Regions from separate parts of the Homo sapiens genome. Here all the other regions are linked to region 4. Evidence: read pairs that join two places in POLR2A ChIA-PET (ENCODE). Cell type or tissue: MCF 10A. All regions are shown on one strand. Links, peaks and the distances in the headings refer to the core of each region. The heading gives the core; the rest is flanking DNA. Region 1 overlaps LPP (LIM domain containing preferred translocation partner in lipoma). Region 2 overlaps LPP (LIM domain containing preferred translocation partner in lipoma). Region 3 overlaps TP63 (tumor protein p63). Region 4 overlaps LPP (LIM domain containing preferred translocation partner in lipoma). Region 5 holds the start of MIR28 (microRNA 28).

Region 1 (4,895 bases), core at 451-4,450, 280 kb before region 4:
ATTTTACTTGATAATCTCCAAAATTGTGACCAGCTCTAATGTTTTACAATTCCCAGAATTATTACATCTTAACTTCTCCCTGAGAATTATTTACTGATCACATAGTAGAACTGAAGTGATTTCTACAGTAGCTCTATAGCTAGCAACCCAGCATTGGATAAACTCAAGGAATGAAAAATCTAGTGTGTGCTGGGGTTGGGAGGGTAGTCATATATTACTGATTTAACTGTCATCTGGAAAACTTTATGGGAACTAAGTAGAGGATGCCATAAGGACCATTAACTGCTCCTAAGATATGATGAGCAAAGACTGGAGAATAGGAGTGGGCCTAGTCTACAGATTAGTTTTCTATTATTGCTGTAACAAGATACCACGAAATTGGTGTCTTAAAACATCACAAATTTCTTATCTTACAGTGCTGTAGGTCAGAATTCTAGTCCAGGACTCACTGGGTTAAGATGAAGGTGTCAGCAGAGCTTCGTTCCTTTCTGGAGGCTCTAGTCATAGTCATTACCTTTCCCAGCTTCTAGAGGCTGCCCATATTTCTTGGCTCTCGGACTCTGTCTTTCTAGTGACATTGCATTTCTCTGACCACTCTTTCATAGTCATGTCTCTCTGACCACAGCTGGGAAAGATTCTTTGCTTTTAAGAACTCATGTGATTAGATGAGGCTCACCTGGATAATTCAGGCTAATCTCCCTGTCTCAAAATCTTTAACCTTAATCACATCTGCAAAGTCTTTGTAATCAACATGTTCACAAGTTCGAGGAATTAGAGTGTGTACATTCTTGGCGGGGTGGGGAGGGCTGTTCTTATGCTTATCACAGTCTGTTTTTAGGAAAGTAGATAAGTTCACAACGTTAATGCATGGAGGCTGAGATTGTGAGAAGAAATGAAGCAGCCAGTCATAAAGTGTGTTTCGTGCTAATGTAAAGAGTTCTGAAGTTATTCTGATGGCCATAGAGAGCTATTCAATTCTACCTAGTAGAGGAATATTTAATCTATAATGATGTCAAACAATTGAAGTGGGTAGCTTGTGGTACCCAACCATCCTTCGCATTTTAAACATGGGAAAATGAAGACTATTTTTTGACTCAGTATACTTGGGACACATATTAGTGCCATGTACCTATCATTATTTTCCCATATCATGTGTTTTTCTACCCTTTCCTCCTACTTGTTTTTCCTCTAGCCTGTGAGAATGCCATTCATGATTTATAATGTTCTGGGTAAAAAGTTCAGGTAGACCTACATTAAGCAAAGGTAACTCAGATTTGGAAGACTGAAGCTTGGTAGCAGGGAGGGGGTTACTTAGGACAGAGAGATGCCTTGGAATGGCCGCACATTGAGCTCGTGCATGTTGGAGCTGGCATTACCCATGTGAGGAGGTGGATGACCTGTCTATATATTCAACACTAGCTTTTCTTTGAGATCCCCACAAAACAGATCTAGGAAATCTAATGAAAGAATTATCCCTGCTACACCGTGTTTTTAACATAGGAACGGACAGTTAACTTGTGTGTTTGTTCAAGAATGATTCATAATGCAGAAGATGAACTGGTGAATAGAAGAAGCCTAGTAAATTGGAAGATTCTCTTGATGAAACAGAGAAATTGAGATTTATTATTCAGTCACTTCCAATTACACTGTTGTGTTGCAGAGGAAAGCAGCTAAACAGGATGTTGGCTGGTAACACCAGCAAAGTGGAATCAACCTCAAAGGAGATGGTGTCAGAGTGGTGTTCAATGCCTGAGCTTCTACCGAGTGAGTCACTTGTGTGAAAATGTCTTGACACAGATAGAATTGAGGTGCCCACACTATATCTGATCACAGAAATGTTAATGCAGAATAGCAAACTGGCTTTCATCTTCATGGGATTGCAGGCTGGGGGATAAAAGGGGGTGCATTTTTAAAGGTCATCTCTATTGCTTATGAGAAAACAATGTATCACATCCCATGCATCTGTGAGACTGTATATCAAGAATCAGAAATAAATACATTTGAAGGAAAACTGCAAGTTGTTTCTCACGTGTGAATTTGATGCTTTTTTTTAAAAAAAAGAAAGATTTTCTGGAAGAATTTAGCCTCCTGAAAACTTGTTTCTTCTGTGTTGTAGTTGATAATATCTACCACCCACTGTGGTGCATGGAGAGGAAAAACCTTCTATCCCCTACTTTATGTGTTATTGATGTGACATAATTTTTCAGAATAGCCACACAATTTCAAATGTGACTTCTTTTCTAACTTGCAAATAGAGCTGACAACAGCAAGATATGTCCTGTAAACAAACCCCAAAAGAATATTTTTGAACAAGTTGTAGTTCAATTTATACCAGATTATGGAACACTAGAGATTTACAGTGATGCGTTCTTTTATTTAGATGGAATAGGAGAACCCATAGAGTTGAAGCTGTTTGTCTGAAGGTTTGCAGCAGATCAGTGGCTCTGCCAAGCCTGCAACTATCATCACCTGACTCCAAGTTACTCTCTTTCTAGTCCAGCACAGCTGCCTCCCAAGTTTAATAGTCTATGACTCACAATCCAAATCTATGGTGACATATAATATTTTACTTTGATTCCAAATCAACAAGCCAGTTTTAGAAGTGCTTACACTGCTGCATTACTTTTTATACTATTGGGTTCTTCAAGTTGAGTCTTATTTCTAGAACTCCAATAAGAATAACCAGAGGAGTCATTTATTTTGTTATTATGACATATTTATTGAAGACTTATTGGGTGGCAAGCTGTCTTATAGAGGGTGAGGGTACAGCTATGCATAAAACAATGTGTATTTTCTTAAAAGAGTTTATATTACTGTGGGAGAGGCATAGTAAACATGTTAGGTTCTATAGAGAAAAATAAAGCAAGATAAAAGTGAAAGAGTGCTTTGGGTTGAGTGGAGCCATAGTTGCTATTCTGCACAAAGTGGTTAAGAAAAGCCTTAAGAGGAAGAGATATTTGAGGAGAGATCTCAAGGAGGTGAGGAAGTGAGCTCTGCAGATATTTGGGATAAGCATGTTATAGACAGAGGGAAGCACAAGCGTGAAAAGTCTGAGAAGATCATGGCTGGCATCTGGCATTTTTAAGAAAGAGTGAAGTAGCCAAGGGTGCCTGAAGCCAAGTGATCCCAAGGAAGTGAGGAAAAATAAGGTTAGGGAGGTAGCAGGGGCCCTCATGATCACATAGAACCTCATAGGACCTCTTATTCTTAGTTTAAGTGAGATGGAGAGCATTTGGAGTCACATTATCAGGCTTATGTTAAGGATCACTCAGGCAGCTTTCTGTAGGCTATGTGGTAATCCAAACCAGAAGTGACAACACAAACTAGAAATTACAATCAAACTCAAAATGATAGTTGGTTGGACTTGGTAGGTATAGTTGGTGTTGGGGAGGGGATAAGAAGTAGTGGGATTCTGGATATATTTCCATTGCAGCCTCAACAACTATTGTGAGCAGATCAGATGTGGAATATAAGAGTAATAGAAGAGTCAAGAATGGCTCCTAGGTTTTTACCCTGAGCAAGGAGAAGAATGGAATTGCTATTTAGTGAGATTTCTGGAGACAGGAAGATTAATTTTGCTTCTGTTTTTGTTGTTTAGAAGAGAAAGGAGAAAGGATGATCAGCCATTTGGCTTTGAATATGTTATATTTGAGCTATCTTTTAGAGATTCGAGTATTGGTTGAGTAGACAGCTGTATATTTGAGTCTGGGGTACAAGGGCAGGCTCTTGACTTGATATAGGTGTAGGTGTCAGCAGATATACATTTAGAGCTTTGAGCCTGGATCATATCACCTAAGGTAATGGAGGAAGCCATGAATATTTTGATGTCATGGAGAAAATAGAGGAACTATTAAAGAATGCTTGGGACAAGAAACACTGAGGTAGGAGGAAATGCAAAGGACAGTGGTGTCCAGAAATGAAGTGAAAAATGTGCTTCAAGAGTGAGTGTGTGATCAAGGTATCCACACCATTGGATCAAATGCCATGAGGATTAAAAGTTGGACCAATGGATCTAGATCTTAGTTGAGGATTGCCTTGATAAGAACAGTTATCGTTACTCTTCTGAGCTATTTGCTCACACTTGCCTTACTTTTTGTCAAAGTCGAGGCCCCTCTAAATATTGGTTAAATACAAGGGCTCTGGAGTTGCCCTGTCTGAGGTCAAATCCTAGTTTCATATTTACTAGTTGTTTGAGCTTGGAAAGTTTAATTAACCCTTCTGTGTGCTTCAGTTTTTTTTGTTTGTTTGTTTTACTTTTGAAAGGAAAGAAATGATATGTTTTGTCTCATAGGTTTATTGGGAAGATTGCAAAAATTAAACATATACCATAGTGTCTGTCATATAGTAAATTACCAATAATTGTTAGCTCTAGTGATTAAGAATAAAATGATCACTAACATCTATAAAATTACACCTGACTTATATTTCCTTCTTACCCTGAAAATCATACAAACTCTTTCTAGAGTTGTGCTTGAGTCGGTTGCACTATTTTCTGCCTTTTTGTTTTTTTGGTTTGATTTTTTTTCAGTTTTTTTAATCATTACATGAATTAACCTCATTATGATCTAATTACTTCCACATAGTTCTCCAGATTGTGAATGCTCTGCGAAACCATAGCTTGTTCATATCTTAGAACCTTATGCAAGGGTTGGCACTTTTGGCACTTCAGGCTTGAAATCCAGGTTTCTGAATGCCCTGGTGATTGATTGACATTTCACCTTCAAGGTCATTCCAATACTTAATGTAGAAGTGATAGGGTAAACTCTTAATTACTGGAATTACCTATAAATAAATAAATGACTTAAATTTCCTAAAATAATAGTTAATGTCTTGTTAATCTGAGTTCCTTTTCTCTGTAAATTATTTCACAGGCATGACCCTCTGTAATTTTCTCA
Region 2 (4,895 bases), core at 517-4,516, 52 kb before region 4:
TTTTTTTGAAAAATAATACAGAAATTTGTAAGCAGACACAACAGCTCTAGTTTATCCACCAAATAACAATATAAATGGGACAAGCAAAGAGAAACTGTAATTTGAAGATTTTTGAGTGTGATACTTATAAAAGTGTGTGTGTTTGTGTGTAGAAATGTATTGAATTTGAGAGTAATTTATGGAAAGTGCTGTCAGCATGGTATTTCAAATGCTTCACAATTTGAATTTAAACTAGTCAATGGGATCATTAAGATTATTATGCATGTTTTCCAAAGAGTTTGAATTCAAATGACAACTTAAAAGAAAAAAAAAAAGATGTCCTTGAAAAACTAAGGAATGTTAGTGCACTTATAGAAATTCTTGCAGTTTGGAGTAATTTGCCACCTCCCCTTCTGAAAAAGTACCTGATGATAGTGTGCTTGAGAGATAGGGGTATTGCAGACATATTCCTTAGGTGAGTAAAACTGAATTGTAAAGTGGATGCTATGGACCATGGATTATTTCATTTAGTACGATTGACAGTAGAAAATCAGGAAGGGACGTGCATCAGTGCGAGGCTGACACACAGATCTGAGGATGGCAGAAGCTCACTGAATAGCACACGCAAGGACCCTTCAAACTCATCACATGTGCCGTTTGGTTCCCTTTCAATGGGTCGGTCTTGGAATATGGAGGTCTGCTTTCATTTTGTGCCAAGTAACCACGTGAGCAGTTTACAAAAGATACAAACAGAAGGCTGCTCATTCATTTTTCAAAAAGACTTTTTTTTTTTTGCAATGGAGTTTGCAAAGTGATTTTGCAATGGATTTTGCAAAAAAAATGGATGCCATTTTTTTTAAATAAGTGTAATTCCAATGATGGGAAATTTACTAGCTCTCAAGGCAGCTTTTCCTTGTGTTGAAATCTCTAAAGGTTAAAAAGTTACTTTTTGGAAAGAAGTCTATTTCCTTACAACATGTTTTCATTGGTCCATAGAGAAGACAGCTAATACATCTTCCACTTGGCAGCCTTTTAAGTATTTGAAGAAAATTCTCAAGTCCATCTGAATCTTCTGTTTTGGCTAACTTCTAGTTCCTTCATCCATTTCCAACCTAAATTTGAGCCTAACGAACAGATTTCTTCTTTCTTATTTAAATATATATATATATGAGGAAATAAAGGCACAGAGGGCTTAAGGGAGTTGCCCAAGAACATAGAGCTGGTTGGATGACTGGAATGTAAGGCTGTGTGGCTCTAAACCTTGTCATTTAGACTAGAACACCTATACGTCAGTTAGCTTCCTGCCACTTCTTGTTTTCTGCCTGGATAGGACTTTATAAAGAGTTTGGAAGAAGGGAGAGTTCCGACGAGGTACAGAAATCAGAACTTCCCCTTCTTCCAAACTATATACAAATAATCAGTTAATCAGATTAAAGGACTCTTAGTAACATTGAAATCAAACCTTTGTGTTTCCAGGAGCTCTGAGAACAACAATTTTTTTGGAGCATTGCAATCTCTTGAGTATCCAAAATGATTCTGTAATGATGTCTGTGAGGTCAGAATTGGAGCAGCAAATGGAATTCCTTTAAGGGCTTCCCATCAATGGACAGCTGATTCCAGAAATGGAGGAGGCACAGTTTGTATCCAAATTCATAAGCACAAGTGGGAGAAATTAGGCTTTGGTAAAGAGGGTGACATTCCCAAAGGAATCATCTGTGAAGTTGGGGAAGGAATTCAAGCTCAGGGCTGCTGTTCTCTACCAGGTTCTTCAGCCAGCTGGACATGCTCCCCAGGTTTCTACTCAGTCTGGAATGTTAGTAAAAGTCCACTTCCTCTCCTTGTTTCTCCCTTCTAGTGAAAACGTTCCTCTTCTCTACCTTCCTGACCTCAAGACCATTGTTCCACACATCCCCCCTCAGGATCCCACCCCGCCATTCTCATTCTCATTACATTGTTTCTGGATCCATGTCTTTATCAGATGCAGCCCACTGTCCCTTTCAGAAGATGCCAGAAAATTTACATATGTGATCAAATGTTCCCATCACAACAGTTCTTTCCAGTAATCCCAGTGCTGGGCAGCTGATTCCAGTAATGGAGGAGACACTTTCAGCTATTAGGCAATGGATCACACTTTCAAAGGAGATTGAGCAATCTCCTCATCAAGTTGTACTTAGAGCACAAATCTGGTGCCAAAAGGCACTACCGGATTCAGACTGACAGCACTGAGAGTTTTGAGTGAAAGGGAAGTTAGACTGGTGTTATGTGTATTCACTGGGAGGAACTCACCGGGAGAAATAAAGAGGGTTTCCAGTTTATTCATTGTGTAAAGCGGCTATAATAGTATTTATAGGGGTTTTGTGAATGTCAAATAAAATTATATTTGGAACAGTGGCTAGTGCCATAAGTAGGACTTAACCTTTAGCAATATGTACTACATTAAAAGGAAGGTGGACACATGAGTGATCTCTAGCATTTTGTGACTGGAAGGAAAGAGACTGGATGACCACTCTTCAGAGATGCTATGGACAGTACTTTTGTCAAGGACTGGGAGTGGAGAAAATGACTTATAGTGGTCTTTCCAACATGAAGTTTGTATTAATCCGTTTTCACACTGTGAGGAAGAAATACCTGATACTGGGCAATTATAAAGAAAAGAGGTTTAATTGGCTCACAGTTCCACACGGCTGGGGAGGCGTCAGGAAACTTACAATCATGGTGGAAGGCACCTCTTCACAGGGTGGCAGGAGAGAGAATGAGAGACAAGCAAAAAAGGAAAAGCCCTTTATAAAACTATCACCCCCTGCCTCGGTGCGGTCGCTCACACCTGTAATCCCAGCACTTTGGGAGGCCGAGGTGGGTGGATCACGAGGTCAGGAGATCGAGATCATCCTGGCTAACACGGTGAAACCCCATCTCTACTAAAAAAAAAAAAATACAAAAAAATTAGCCGGACATGGTGGCGGGTGCCTGTAGTCCCAGCTACTCAGGAGGCTGAGGCAGGAGAATCACTTGAACCCGGGAGGCGGACGTTGCAGTGAGCTGAGATCATGCCACTGCACTCCAGCCTGGGCGACAGAGCAAGACTCCGTCTCAAAAAAAAAAAAAAAAAATCTATCACCCCCCTTGATTCACTTACCTCCCACTGTGTCCCTTCTACTTCACGTGGGGATTATGGGAACTACAATTCAAGATGAGATTTGGGTGGGGACACAGCCAAACCATATCACACATGAAACACAGAAAAAGGACATCTTTTTACATGGATCTTCTGATATGCTTGTACCAAAGCCCACAGTATATCCTGTCTTCTTGAAAGAGTATCATAGTTATTCATTTGCCTTGGATGGAAATAATGTTGTAATACCAGTTAATACTTTTTTCAACTAAAGGGAATTTGGCTTCATCTCCAGTTGCAAATTCACATCAGGAAATATCAAATCCAAAGATCAAAACTCAGTATCTCATCACTTTCAGGACCATCCTTGCCACTTGTCTCAGGCATCATGTACCTGGAAGCTGAAAAGCAATGTACAGAACCTTTGAATTGGAGAGATATCAATTTGAACCCAGATCCTGCTACTTCCTACATTGTGAAAGGGATCAAGTTTCTTTAGTTCTCTAAAGCAAAGGTTTTTCATCTATAAAAGGAGGTTAATAAAAGGGAATACTTATCATGTTGAATTAATGGGAATATTAAATGAGTTTATGTGGTTTAATTGCCTAGCACAGTATCTGCCTCCTAAGATATGTTTAATAAATGCTAACTGTGACTATAGAGATTTACCCTGAAGATACCTGTCATGTCATGCCTTCTCTGTCAAATAGATCATGAATGCAGTTCCTAGCCTCTCTCTCCTGTTATACCCTCCTAGCAATATTCTGATGCAGATGAACCCAGCCACTTGTCTTTTGCTTGCCAGAACAGCTGAATGTTGCTGGGAAAAAAAAAAACAAAACACAGCCGGGCATAATCATATCATTATAAGTTGTGACCAGCCTTGACCTGCGCCTTGACCCCACCCACAGCCTACATTCTTACACCCTGCTCTCAACTGTTTCAGACATTCTCTACTGTGACTTCTATCTCCCTTCCCCACTCCTTCCTTCTCAAGGGATGCCCTGGCCTCATTCTTCATAGTGAAAATGAAAGCTGCCAGAAGAAACTCTTTCAGCTTCTGCTCTCAAATCTGTGCCCATCCTTTCTGTCCCTTAGTGCCTATCAGATTATCAGTTGCCAATTGGTCTCCATGTATCTCTGGTCCCTTTTTCCCCTGTCTTCTGAGTGCCCTGGCTCCATGGATCATCCATTCTTTATCCTACCCAATGGGATTCTTCTCGTCAACATCCATTTGTGCCCCAGCTTGGCCCATATTTTCCCTCCATTGACTCCACAGCTCTCTGTAGCTATTGCTTTATCCCTTCCTTCACAGCCAAACTCTGGAAAGTTGGATATTAGAAATGCTGTCTCCACACTATTCACAATAGCAAAGACATGGAATCAACTTAAATGCCCATCAGCGACAGACTGGATAAAGAAAATGTGGTACATATACCCCACAGAATACTAAGCAGCCATAAAAAAGAATGAGATCATGTATTTTGCAGGAACATGGATGGAGCTAGAGGCCATTATCCTTAGCAAAGTAATGCAGGAATAGAAAAACTAATGCTGCTTGTTCTCATTTATAAGTGAGAGCTGAATGATGAGAACACGTGGACACAAATAAGGAAACAACAAGCACTGGGATCTACTTGAGGGTGGAGGGGGAGAGGAGGGAGAGGAATGAAGATAGCTGTTGGGTACTGGGCTTCATACCTGAGTGGTGAAATAATCTGTACAACAAACCCCCATGACATGAGTTTGCCTATGTGACTAAACCTTCACATATACCCCTGAACCTAAAATAAAAGTTTTT
Region 3 (4,000 bases), core at 1-4,000, 1.0 Mb after region 4:
TTAAGACCATAAACCAAGTGGTGTGATGAGAGAGTTTGGTGCTCTAGACAGAGCAAGCACACCCTTTTTTCATAAGAAGCACAATTCTTAAATCTCTGCACCTAAATCTTTCCTTAGGATGGGTCAGTTTTTTGGAAAAAGCAATTATATATGTTTTGATATTTTGTTGAAACATAATAGATGTTGATTTCATATGGTTTTTTTCCTTTTTTTTTTTTTGTCTTTGCTAAATGTCAAACGGTACATTTTTTCTAAGCTTGAAGACAGAGAACTGGGTCATATGTCTCTAAACATTTAAATCTTCACTGAGATAGGGAAGAGTGACCTGATCTTATGGATCGTCCGAGTCCTGTGAGACAAAAATGCTGGGTTTTTCATGCAGTCCCTAATTCACTTTGACCTTGGTGGAGGGAGTCAAATCTCCTAGTTTGAGATCCCACACATATAAAGCTCTAGAGTTTCAGGATTAAAATCTTCTTAACTTTATATTCTCAGATTCTGTATAGCTTATTAAACTAGATGGAGGGTCTAGTTATACTGTCTAGAAGGACATAGATGAATAGTTATATTTTATAAAAATTAAACTCCTAATGATAAAAGGCTAAATGGGGAGAGAATAAATTATAGTTTATGAAGGCATGTAAAACAAAAGATGTCTGCCAATTTCCTCTCTTTGGTTCTCTGACTGGGAATAACTGTATCGTTTTTACTTTTTTTGTCCTAACTGTGTCCTAATTGTAAATGAATCTGGTGCCCAGTAAAATCAAATGAATAGAAATACTTACCATGGTGTGTATATACCAGCCTCCTGGTGTCTCAGATATAATTAACATAATGAAAGCATTGCAATACATTCTTACCGAAGGCTCAGTTCCTGTCCTGTCAGCAACTGTTTGCCTACAACTAAAGCAAGTCTGGGTTCAAAGCATTTTAAAATGTTCCAAAAAAGTGGGGAAGGCGGCTGGGTGCAGTGGCTCACACCTGTAATCCCAGCACTTTGGGAGACCGAGGCAGGTGGTCAGGAGTTCGAGAACAGCCTGGCCAACATAGTGAAACCCCATCTCTACTAAAAATACAAAAAATTAACTGGCCATGGTGGCAGGTGCCTGTAATCCCAGCTACTTAGGAGGCTGAGGTAGGAGAATCACTTGAACTCAGGAGGCAGAGGTTGCAGTGAGCCAAGATCGTGCCATTGCACTCCAGCCTGGGCCACAGTGCGAGACTCCATCTCAAAATAATAATAATAATAATAATAATAATAATAATAATAATAATAATAATAATAATGTAAAGTGGGGAAGGCAAGATTTGGCTCACGCGTCAGACTTCCTATCAATGGGTCTATCTTTGAAGCAAGTGCTCAGAGTGTCTATTCCTTTGATCACACGGGTAGTGGTTTATTTCCATGAGTATTTGCTGTTTTCAGGAGATTTCACTTTGGGTTTTGTCCATATTCCACATTCAGGAAACTGTTAATTTTGGAAGAAGAGATTGTTTTTACTTGGTTCTTCTAAGGAAATTAATCAAATGTACACGTGCAACTTAAAATCAAAGAATCCCTGTTTTAAGAGGAGTTTTTCTTATTTCAACTGGCAAACAATATGAAACTGAATGTACCCAAAGTGTTGGAGGTTTACAAACATGATCAGCACTTGTTAATGACAATTTTCTCCTAAGAAAATGGAATGCTACCTTCTAGCATGGGGACTTGTAGGCAGTATTTCTGTGTTTGCTAGCCTTGGAAAGTATAACTCTTATAGGGTTGGGCAAAGCAAAGCGTTTTTGCTTTGTAACCTGTAGAAATGATTACGTAGTGTAATTTGGTTATTTAATATAATTTGTTAATAATTCTCATTCATCTACCAGAAACTTAAAACTTGGTACTATCCTGCTAATTTGGTTTTGGTAATGTCTCTTTTCCCTAATTTTAATATCCCTGTTCCTTGGCAAACCCATCCATACACCTACCTGTTGTTCAACTGGTGTGATAAGCCCCATCAGTGCTCCTAGACATTTTCTTTTCCTACTCTTCCTCTTCAGTGTCAGGCAGAAGGATCTTTCTAACACTCGCCTCAGTTCATGGATTGCTGATGGTCCATTGTTGGTGACTGCATGATGACCTGTAAGCATGTCACACTCTGACCAAAGTGTTTGTATTTGGCCCAATTCCCCACGGCTAATAATAATCCCTTTCTGTTTGGAAAATGTCTTATATTTTTCAAAACACACACATATATGTATTATCACATTTAATCCTCATAACAAACCTGTCACATTGGCAGGTGTTATTCTCACTTCTCACATGCAAAGTTATGTAACCTTTCTTGAGATTATACCTCAGTTTGGAAAGTAGGGGAATGAGCCTTCTGCCTCTGTGAGTACCGTGTTCTTCACGGTGTACGATGCTTCCAAATATATACTCTTCCCAACAGGCAGAGGTGGTGTTTCGCAGTCAACAAAAGATGATTTTTGTTTTGTTTTCCCTTCTGCATGCCCTGTCTCCTGCTACTTCCTCTGTTCAAAACATTTTTTTTTTCTCTCTCTCTCTCTCCTCTCACTGCTGCCTACCAAAATTATGTCACATAATTTGGCTATTTAATGTAATTTGGTTAATAATCCTCATCTATCTACCAGAAACTTAAGAGTTGTTATCATCCTGGCAATCTACCTTGAAGATTGGCAAAATGTTAGTTAACTATTGAATATAGATGATGAGCATATGGAATTAAATTTGAAATTTCCAATTTCAGGTTCCAAAAATCCAATTTCAAATTAAGAAATTTTAAATTTAAATCTTAAATTAAGAAATTTAAGAAACTTCTTAAAATTTTTACTTATCCTTTCTAGCTAGAGTTGCCAGATTTAGCAAATAAAAACCAAGGATGTCAGTTAAATGTGAATTTCAAATAAACCATGAAAAAATGTTTAGCATAAGGGAATCCCATGCAATAGTTATTACTTTTGTTTTATTTTGTTTTGTTTTCTTGAGACAGAGTCTCCTTCTGTCACCCAGGCTGAAGTGCAGTGGTGCAATCATGGCTCACTGTGGCCACTACCTCTCAGGCTCAATCAGTCCTCCCACTTCAGCTTCCTGATGGCTAATTTATGTATTTTTTTTTTCTTTAGGGACAGGGGTTTTGCCATGTTTCCCAGGCTGGTCTGGAACTCCTGGGCTTAAGCAATCCTCCCGTCTTGGCCTCCCAAAGTGCTGGGACTACATGCATGAGCCATTGTGCCTGGCCAATATTCCTTACTTATGCTGAAAAATTTCATTGCTTTTACAATTAAATTTTAATTAGGCTGGAGATTATCTGGTAACCCCATTCCCAGCTCAATCACCAACTCTCTAAGCAGAAGGAAATTTTTCATCTCTCTTGCCATAGTGAGGTCAGGATTAGTGAGGTGACAAGATTAAATATGAGCTAAGCTATGACACTTGTTTTCCACAGTTTCCTGAGCCCCCCTCCCTCCTTTTCTCTTTCTTCCTTCTTACCTCCCTTCCTCTCTCCTATTTATTCTTCCTACCTTTTTGTTGTTGCTGTGAGTGTCTTCACCTGTTTCCTTCCTTCCTTTATATTCCTGGTAATGTTTCAAATTTATTGGCATGGGCAGCTTCTCATAATAGGTTTGTTTTTATTATTTTTCTTGTTATTACTAAAACATGTTAATAGATAGATTCTAACTCTATGGCACAACTAAGACAGTTGTGTTACATTCTTTTCCGTGTTGGGGCTAATTAGAATATTAAGTTTACAAAGAATGCAGAAAAAGCGAACAAGATGAAGCACGTTTCCGTCTTAAACAAATGAACTCTAAAGAAATAGGAAGTAACATGATGACAAGCTTTTAAGAGATGTTGCAAGTAGAGGAAAGGGTTTGTTTAAATCTCTCCCCAAGCACCCCCTACACCTACCCCCAGCCAACACAGATGCTTATGTATTAGTGGCCCACACGGTACCTAATTATCAACGATGGAAATAGATGTCTCAAAATTGTTTCA
Region 4 (4,895 bases), core at 405-4,404:
AGAGCAAAATCAAGCACTGGGGCTCAAAGGGTTCAGTCCCAGCAGTTAGGAGAGAGAGGAGTCTCCTAGGAGTAGTTGCCCCAACAGCTGCTAGAAAGTCCTGATCCTTTTTGGTCTGAGCCAACCAGGTCTCAGCCCAGTCCCACTTGCCTCAATTTAAAGTGACATTTTTGGTCTCTAGCTGGGTGCTTCCCCCTCTGTAGCATATAACAAGGATACACTTTCAAGGCAGGGAGCCTGGAGGACAAGGAGATAACCCTGCAGGCCTGGCCACCCAGGCTCTTTCCGGTGTTCCATGTACACTGCATAGATTGAGTGGACACCCAGGTTAAAGAGATCTCTCAGTACTCTTGGATTTTCCTTTACCTTAATTTTGAAATTATAATATTTTAGACATAACTTGTGCAGGATCACACAGTGAGTCTATAGGAGAACTGGATGAGAACCCAAGTTTTCTGACTTTCAATCAGCTCTCTCTCCCTACATGTACCTTAACATGTATCATAAAGATGACTGTTGCCATATGGGCTAAGCCCTCCATTTTCTGAGTATGCTATACCACCTCCTTCCCTCAGAACAATTAACAGAGGATCTCATAAAGATGTGCTATATATGTGTCCCATAGATTTTAATGAGACTTCAGTAGGTGGGAAGGTGTAGTATTTATTCTGGGATATTGGAAGAGCAAGTTGGATAGGACCTTAAATTTTCTACATAGATACTTGTGGAGGACAGGCTCTAGGGTGACTTCCAATGACCCCTGCCTCCTGGTGTTTACATCTCTGTGTAATACCTCTCCTTGAGTGCAGGTGAATCTGTAACTTGCTTCTAATCAATAGAAGAAGGCAAAGGTGTTGGGGTGTAACTTACCATGATTACATGTTGTGATATACGAGTCCATCTCAGCAGATAGAGAGACTCTCCTTGACAGCTTGAGGAAATAAGTGACCATATGAGAGAAGCTCATGAGGCAAGGAGCTGTGAGCAACCTTTAGGAGCTAAGGACAGCTTCCAGCAGACAGCCAACAAAAAGCTAGGATCCTGACTCACATACCCACAAGGAAATGAATTCCGCCAATAATCTGAATGTGCCTGGAAAAGATTCTTCCACAGCCAACCCTCCAGATGAGAATGCTACTCAGCTGACACTTTGATTGCAGCCTGTAAGACTCCGAGTGGAGGACCCAGCCAGAGTCATGCCTGGGCCCTCAGAAACTGTGAGATAGTAAATGTTTGTTGTTTTATGCCACTGAGATTGTTAGCCAACAATCAAAACCTAATACAATAATACCCTTTACTGTTTTCTAGACAGCTGCTATTTAGAAAAGCCTCCCACCCAATAAAAGAGTCCCCTTTATAGTTTTCCAAGTAGGTGGTTATCAGGGTTCTGCTTCACCATCTTCAGTGGCAAGGAACTTCCATTTCACAGGGCAACCATGTGTGTATTACAGAGGCTTGCATGTTGTCAAGTTCAGCTGTGGTCTTCAGCGGGAGCCTAGGACATGCCAGGGATTTCAAGGTAGGCTGGTGAGGGGTTCCTGGTTTTCTTGGTCCTGAACCATCCCAGTGCCATTCTAACAGTTGCAAGTCTGCCTCCTTCATGACAAAAGGACTGGAGGAAAATGTATCTGGCAAGTCGATAACACTGGATCGTTTGCTCCCAGCTTTACCACTTGGCATCAGTGCAAACTTTCACCCAGTTAAATAACTTAATGAGCCCTGCTCTGCATGCTTGCTTCACAGAGTTGTGACGATCAAGTAAGACAGCATCTATGACAGTGTTTGTTGGCTGTAAGTCAGCAAATGATTGCAAATGATGATTATTATTAAAATAATAGTCATTTGTCAGTAAATATTTGTCAAAGCTGGTCCACACTGAGGGAGACAGGCTCTCCAGGGAAACTGCTGATGCAGAGATAAAGAGGAGACCAGCCCCAGTTTGGAATTGCATCACTGATTCTGAATTCCCCATGGTACATTTCAGGTCTTGCTTCAGGAATTTGTTTTTTGTTTTGTTTGGTAGGAACAAGAATCCCCTAGAGCCAGTTATGTTGTCATCAAACTTAGTTGCTAATTAGGCACCAAAGCAAACCTATGCCAGTGAGACAGAGTTGAAACTTGAATTCCTTTCTGCAGGTGGAGCGTTGGATCCTAGAGGCGGTGTATACAGCTTGGCTATTTTGATGCTTCTGCATGCAAGAAGGTTTAAGAGAATCTGAGTAAAGCAATTAGCATCCCTCTGTCTGCAGGCAAAACTGGTTTGGACATGCTTCTCTCTTCTTGAAGGGCTGTTAGAGCCTTGGCAGTGTATCTGACGAAAGATTTCACTAAGCAAAATGTCTTCACTTACAAATCCAGCCACTTTGCACTCTCAGTCAGCCTCAAATTCATTTATTTTCTTTAGAGTTTCCCTACAACCACGAACCACCAAGAATTAAATTAATCCCCAAGAGCCTGAGCAATTATGAGGATGTTGAATCTATCCATTCAAGGATGTCCCAGCAAGGACTGTTCATTCTTTTAACGTAAACTATTTATATGTTTTGATTCTCCTCATTTGGAAGAAAGAAATAAGTTTTCATATATGTATTTTTCAGGGTGTATTTTATATATCTGTTTATATTACACTGTTCACATTACTATTAAAGCATCCCCATTTTATTGTAAGTTTATTTTGCCTGCTTCGGGAAGAACAAGACCAAGATCCCATTATTAAAACCAAAATCTTCCACAAAAGTTTCCTTTTAAAAACTTAGATTAGGAAATTTTCAGTCAGCCAGCCAACTCTATAGCCTTTGATACTTGGTCCTACAAAGTTTTCTTCCCCTTTGGTCTGAATGTTTTCCTTTGTCTGTGCACACTCTATTCTCCTGCCAGCATGATAATACATGCTGCTTTGATATCAAGTGGCGGGAACATATAGAAATGTGCTATTGGTGCTGCAATTTGTATCTTTGTTTTCATCAAACTTATTATTTACCATTTTAGGATTTTTTTGTTTCTTTTTGGGTGTTTTTTTTTTTTTTTTTTTTTTTGGTGTGTTTTGTTTGATCTTGGTTTTGGTTTTCCAATCTAGGCCTGAGGTCCAGTGCTAATTTGATGCTAGTGTGAACTCTCTGAGCCTGGTTCCTTGACGTTCCATTGGGTGACTATTGCAGTGGTTCAGATGTGGTGCTACCAGCCTTCCCCACCAAGGAAGTTGCCTGCTTTCTCATCTTTGATCCTCTTCACCAACTAACCACAACACACCAGTGAAAATTTTAATTTCTCCATTCAGTTCCTCAGTTTCCGCCACCAGGTGGTGAGTTCCTGCGATACAGATAACCTTTTTGTCTTGTTCAGTACAACCTCAGTGCCTAGCACAAGGCCTTGCAGAAAGCTGACATTCCTTAACTCTTTATTTCTGAAATGAATTAATGTTCTTAGGTTCCATGTCTCGTGGACCAAATAATGCAATCCTAGATCTTGCCATAGCATCTGGGACACCACGTATGATGATTTAGGTAATCAGTGAAAATCCATGTCAGCAGCTGCCAATTTACAGATGAATTATGTCCAATGGTTTGGAGATGAATGAGTTTTACAGTTCATAGAGCATGACAAAATTCATCTTAGCCTTCCATTTTATAGATGAGCTAACTGATCTCTGAGAGAGGAACGACCTCTGAATGTCCTGGGAAGAGCTTGTGGCAGAAGTAACTTCTACCTAGTAGTGTATTTTCCTTACTGCCTGTTCTCATTTGATAACAGACCCATATATCAATTATTTGCATCCTTCAATTAACCCACAAGAAGGCAAATTTAATCCAGTGTTAGATAAAATAATTATTCACAGGGTCATAACACTATTAAAGAATAAGCTATGGCCAGGCGCGGTGGCTCACTCCTGTAATCCTAGCATTTTGGAGGCCGAGGGGGGCAGATCACTTGAGGTCAGGAGTTCTAGACTACCCTAGCCAATATGGTGAAAACTGTCTCTACTAAAAATACAAAAAAAAAAAAAAAAATCAGCTGGGCATGGTGGCAGACGCCTGTAATCCCAGCTACTCAGGAGCTGTAGTCCTAGCATTTTGGGAGGCTGAGGCGGGCGGATCACTTGACTACCCTGGCCAACATGGTGAAACCTCATCCTACTAAAAATACAAAAAAAAAAAAAATCAGCTGGTGGTGGTGGCAGATGCCTGTAATCCTAGCTACTCGGGAGGCGGAGGCAGGAGAATCACTCGAACCCGGGAGGTGGAGGTTACAGTGAGCCAAAATTGCACCATTGCACTCCAGCCTAGGTGACAGAGTGAGGCTCCATCTCCAAAAAAAATAAAAAGAATACACTATGAGGCAGTGAGATATAGGGCAAGACTCATGTTAGGACTGCCACAGAGCAGTCAGTAGTGGCAACAAGAAAGGAACGCCCCTACGATGTGACAAGTCTCTACCTTGATATCAATGGAATTATGAATGGGCAGAGAGGCTGTGCCCATTCTTACCTAACAGGGAAGCTGTCCATAAATAAGGTAGCAATTCCTGAATCAAGGACAAGCCTTCTGCCCAGTCTTTATATGTAAAGAAACAGTAGTTTCATTTGAAGGGAAACCATTATAATTGTCTCAGATGTGCATCTTGTTCCAGGGTACTTCTTTGTATTTTTGATGAGGAACCAAAGGCTTTATTATAGATCTTGTGAATACCTGTCAGCCAGGATTTAGAACAAATGCATTTGGGCAATTTTGCCTTTTATTTCAGATAAATTTTATATGTTGTTTCTGTCCAGAATTGTAGGATCATGTTTGGCTTTTCAAAACTGCAGGAAATGTTTATTTTACTTTTCTTTAAAGAAGAAGACAGTAATGAAAAATGTATCGACTGCCAGCCCACTGTTTTTATTTCTCTTTGTGTGA
Region 5 (4,895 bases), core at 452-4,451, 140 kb before region 4:
GCTGACTGAGGGCTTCAATGTCAGGCTGTCTGAAAGGACACAATATCAACAGCTTTGCTGTGCTTGTGTATGAGTCTTTAAATGAATATATCTGGTTATAGCTTATCTCTTTTCTCCATGCTCCCTCATTTCCAATTTCCAGGTAATGGAGATCATCTAGTTCGGTTTCAGCTGCTTTATTTTGCAGATGAGCAAACCCAGTGATGCCTGTGATCTAGATGGAGGCAGATTTCCTCTCTCCCCCACCCTGGTATACCATAGTCTGTTCTAATGCTGGGATCAAGGATGAAAGTGCTAATTTGGGAGTGTCCCCCACTTTCTTACTAGCTGATATGGTTTGGCTTTGTCCCTACCCAAACCTCATCTTGAATTGTGATCCCCACATGTCAAGGGAGGGAGGTGATTGGATCGTGGGGGCCCTTCCCCCATGCTGTTCTCTTCATAGTGAGGGAGTTCTTATGAGATCTGAGATTTTTAAGGCAGTTTTCCTTGCTCTTGCTCGCTTCTCCCTCTGCTGCCACCTTGTGAAGAAGGTGCCTGCTTCCCCTTCTGCCATGATTTTAAGTTTCCTGAGGCCTCCTCTGCCATGCGGAACTGTGAGTCAGTTAAACCTCTTTAGAAATTACCCATTCTCAGGGAAGTTTTTTATAGCAGTGTGAAAATGGAGTAATTCAATGACCCTTTCTTACTGACTCATTGGTCTGATTTCTTGACCAAAGCTCTGAATATTCCCATGTCATCCTGTCTAACCAGCTGTCTTATACTCTTTTTTTTTTTTTTTTTGAGATGAAGTCTCGCTCTGTCGCCCAGGCTGGGGTGCAGTGGCACGATCTCGGCTCACTGCAACCTCCACCTCCCGGGTTCATGCCATTCTCCTGCCTCAGCCTCCCGAGTAGCTGGGACTACAGGCGCCCATCACCATGCCTGGCTAATTTTTTTGTATTTTTAGTAGAGACGGGGTTTCACCACGTTATCTTATTCTTAACAGTGTCTGAGGTATTTTTTTGAAACACAATTCTTACCTTAACTGCCCCAGGCACCACGGCAGAAGAACCATGACCTTGCTGAGAGGCACTGCATGCCAAATGAGACTTAGTTTTTCCAAAGTACTTGGGAGAAGAAAAACAATAATCTATATGATGGGCTTTTGGCCTAAACCCATATCCTTTAGATGACGGAATTTGGCACAGCTCATATTCTGGTTTAAAGAAAAATGTTTTGTTATGATGTCATTTGCCTAATTAATAGCAAAAGAGGATTGAATTTTCCCTATGCAATGTCATCTAGCCTTTGAGATTTTAGAGTTAATGACTCAAATCAATTGTCCTGTCTTCTGTGAAACCTTCCTGATGCCTTCAGTTGGATAAATCTACCCTTGGTGTTCATAAGGCATTATATTGATGCCTCTGATGTTATGCAGATATATCCCTTCTTGGCTTTGTTTGCCCATTCAATGAACATTTGTTGAACACCACCTATATGCCAAGATAGTTGGAAGATGGAAGTGTGGTACACAGAGGATGTGGAAGGGAATCACAGAAGATGAGACTATGAAGGCAGGCCCTTCAAGGACTTTCTAAGTAGTACTCAGGAGTTTGACAAAGAGGAGCTAGAAGAGGTTTGTGAAGTCAGATGAGTAATATAATTAGGTTTGTATTTTATGAAGGGCAACATCTAAATATGGCTTGTCTATTCAGCAAGCACTTATTAAGTGCCTTTTGCATGGTAGACAACATGCTTGATGCTGAAGATACAAGAAAAAATTTAAAATGGTCCTTGCCCTCAAGGAGCTCACAGTCTATTGAGTTACCTTTCTGACTTTCCCACTAGATTGTGAGCTCCTGGAGGGCAGGCACTTTCGTTCATCTGAAAAAGAGCTTAAATTTCAGTGTTAATCCTAGATTACAATCCCGCCTCTATTATTTTAACTTTGTTCACATCTGTTAACTGCTCTGAAAATCAGAGCTAATACTGCCTACCTCATCAGGGAAAGATTAAACGAGAAAAGAATGAGATGTGATTGACACAGCAGGAGCTCTGTGTATGCTATTTCCTCCTCTATCTCTGTGCCTGGTACATGGTAAACATTCAGGACACTTCTGCTGCCTGCTTGGCTGGAGAGCCTGTCTATGCAGCCTCAGTGTTGGGAGGATTTGAGCCTGGGGTCGGCCTGGCACCCAGCTATGGTAGTTAGCAAATCTATCCTCAGCTCAGTCAGTGATCAAATCACTGGCTCTAGGCTGTAAACTAACAGGGCCAGAATTGGGTTCTGGACTCTGAAGCCCAGGCATGCATATTGCAAAAGTCAGAATCGAAGTCATAGGAAAATGATGAAATTTCCTTTCTGGCCAGAATGCTATTATTTCACCAAGGGCAACAAATCTTCTTGGCAGGAAAAGTTGACTTGCTTGTGCTTTGTGTAATCAATTGTATTTGCAAGTGATGGAGTCCTTCTCACAGTGGCTTAGAGGAGGTGTTAACCACTATTCTACTCTCTACTTCCATGAGATCAACTTTTTTAGATTCCACACTTGAGTGAGATCATGCAATATTTATCTTTCTGTGCCTGGCTTATTTCACTCAACATAATGTCCTCCAGGTTTGTTTGACATTTCATTGTTTTCGGAGAATTTTCACAGTTCATTATCTCACTTCACAGTTCCTAATAGTCTCTCTGAGGTCCATATGGTAAGAATTAGTACCCTTTACTATATTTGTTGAATCACAAGTGAGCGGAGGAATGGGTATAGTTGAGACCCACAGAAGTGAAGTGACTTGCCCAAATCCATATAGCTTATTATGCTACCTGTTTGTTAGAGGTTTCCTGTTGTATCAGAAACTAGTGAGATAAATATTAGTAATTTTTGTCCCATTGACACATGATGGTATATCAGGAATTCTGAGCTCATTTTTTTTTTTTGGCTCAATAAGTGACCTTAGAAAATCCAGAATGGGATTTTTAAGTTGAATATCCTTCTCTGACCTGTGAAATCACTGCATCTGTTTCCCTGACTTTATCACAAGGTAACCCAAGATATTGCCAATATTTACATGTGACAAACTCTGAAAGATGTGCATAATGCTCCCAAAGGTCATCATCTTCATACCTACCTTATAAAGTGCAAATGGAATTGACCTAGTCTAGAATAAGCAGGCGAGATGCAGAGAGATTATGTGACATAGCTAGGTCATGTGACTAGTATGCAGCAGGCTTGGGGCATAAATCCTAGTCCTCTGGCTCCCGAGTCCAGTGTTCATTACGCTATGTGACATGTCAGTATTGCTGTTTGCTCGGGGTTAGGCTTTTCCTTTGGAGGTTAGAGCTTGATAACTCTAAATCGATAAACTTCTTAGTATGCCACAGTAATGCTAGCAGAAAGTATTTGTTGAAGCAAAAAATATGTTGTTTCAAGGGGTCTGCTCCCTGAAAGATAAGTTTTTTTCTTTATTTGTGGTTTTACATCTAATTTTTCTAATGTTTCAAAAAACATTCTGTGTTCCTTTAATCTACAAGTTGGAATGGATACGGTGCCCTAATTTTCGTGTTCCCTTTGAGCACAAGCAATAACACATTTTAAAGGATGATAAATAGCTGTGTAAAATGTAGATGGGTTCTATAAATACTTACCAAAATCCCTGTAGTCAGACCCTGGTAGAAGGAGAGAATAGTCAAAGTGTTCTCTCTTTCCACATTCTTCTTCTTCTTTTAGGGGTAGTTTGGTAGTTAAGAACACAGTTGCTAGACCCAGACAGACTCAGACTTGAGTCTTGCCCTACCTGTACTACCTGTTAGATTTTAGGGAACTCCTTAATTTTCATGGGCCTCTATTTGTAGAAGGATGCTAACAATATTATGTGTAGTTTTTAGAACATTCATCTAGTATAATCCCTATACATTTTAAGTAGGTAATTATGGGTTATCTCTCATGACTGTTTTTATCTTCATCTGAGACCCTTTCTTTCTTCCTTTAAGATACTTCTATCCATATTTTTCCCTAGAGAGAAACAGTATTAGCTACTCCTGCCTGTCAGTTTAAGCTACTGTGTCATGACTATTTTGCATTTCTAAGTTTATCCTTACCTTTATCATCAAAGTGCTGACTAATGCAGTATCTGCCACCTTGTGCCTGCTCAGTAAATACAATTTGGGTTAAACTTTATTCATTTTTAGTTATGAGTGCAATATAATGACATAGCTAAAAGTTCGAAAGTAGAGAAGGGATAACAAATAGGTACTGATAATGCCACTCTTGTAATACTACATGTAGCTGACTGGTGAAGGCCATGGACTATAGAGTCATACTGGAATCCAGGCTTCAGTGCCTTGAGTGCTCTACTTAGAAATCTGTGCTTTAATTTCCTTAGCACTGAATGAGGGCAATAAAAGTAACCACCTAATCAAGATGCAGGGTGGATGAAATACATCTGAAGCATTTGGAGTAAGGCCTGGCCCAAAGGTTAGCTGTAATAATAAAAAGGTGGATGGTGACGATGTACATGATGATGGTTTGTGTGTCCCTTTATTCATATTGCCATTCACAAATTACTTGAGTAGTCCTACTTCTCCTGTTTGGTTTATTTGTTGCAAGAAACATGTGCATTAGAAGATTGAAGATGATTGCGCCCACTTGAGGAAACCGGACCCAGAGAGGTGAAATGATTTCCTAAATAGCACCCAGAAAGTTTATGATAGAGAGGAACATAGAACTCTAGCAGCCAGGCTGCTCTATTCTTATTTTCTCTATACTTTTCTTGTTGGAAAAGGACACTGTTGACTCCTAGTTACCATCTAACATTGTGGTCCAAGCTACAGAGACAGTAGAGCACATTAAGTTCTTTCAGTCTGGCTTTTATGCTGGCTTTGTGTGATAGTGCCTCATATCCACTGAAACGTA

Evidence for each region. ChIA-PET counts read pairs that join two places held together with the same protein. Peaks named below come from ENCODE experiments on the same cell type or tissue, not always from the same donor. Only the 100,000 strongest peaks of a DNase experiment are listed, where the experiment ranks them.
Region 1: POLR2A ChIA-PET joins it to region 4 with 5 read pairs; 3 of 35 experiments call an interaction of 5 or more read pairs at or near these places.
Region 2: POLR2A ChIA-PET joins it to region 4 with 8 read pairs; 1 of 35 experiments calls an interaction of 5 or more read pairs at or near these places.
Region 3: POLR2A ChIA-PET joins it to region 4 with 5 read pairs; 1 of 35 experiments calls an interaction of 5 or more read pairs at or near these places.
Region 5: POLR2A ChIA-PET joins it to region 4 with 5 read pairs; 1 of 35 experiments calls an interaction of 5 or more read pairs at or near these places.

The regions. Positions count from the first base shown.
Region 1 is chr3:188,552,102-188,556,996 of GRCh38, forward strand. The region is part of intron 6 of LPP (LIM domain containing preferred translocation partner in lipoma); the gene reads left to right. Among named protein-coding and RNA genes, the nearest start is that of LPP-AS1, 14 kb to the right of the region's middle. In MCF 10A, for the core only: no CTCF peak of the experiment used is centred there; no DNase peak of the experiment used is centred there.
Region 2 is chr3:188,778,821-188,783,715 of GRCh38, forward strand. All of the region lies in intron 9 of LPP (LIM domain containing preferred translocation partner in lipoma), which reads left to right. Among named protein-coding and RNA genes, the nearest start is that of MIR28, 92 kb to the left of the region's middle. In MCF 10A, for the core only: no CTCF peak of the experiment used is centred there; a DNase peak (open chromatin) is centred at 2,131.
Region 3 is chr3:189,834,683-189,838,682 of GRCh38, forward strand. All of the region lies in intron 4 of TP63 (tumor protein p63), which reads left to right. Among named protein-coding and RNA genes, the nearest start is that of MIR944, 6.8 kb to the left of the region's middle. In MCF 10A, for the core only: no CTCF peak of the experiment used is centred there; no DNase peak of the experiment used is centred there.
Region 4 is chr3:188,831,313-188,836,207 of GRCh38, forward strand. All of the region lies in intron 9 of LPP (LIM domain containing preferred translocation partner in lipoma), which reads left to right. Among named protein-coding and RNA genes, the nearest start is that of TPRG1-AS1, 110 kb to the right of the region's middle. In MCF 10A, for the core only: no CTCF peak of the experiment used is centred there; a DNase peak (open chromatin) is centred at 2,129.
Region 5 is chr3:188,687,010-188,691,904 of GRCh38, forward strand. The region is part of intron 7 of LPP (LIM domain containing preferred translocation partner in lipoma); the gene reads left to right. MIR28 (microRNA 28) reads left to right here and starts at 1,772; the gene lies at 1,772-1,857. In MCF 10A, for the core only: no CTCF peak of the experiment used is centred there; DNase peaks (open chromatin) are centred at 602 and 2,362.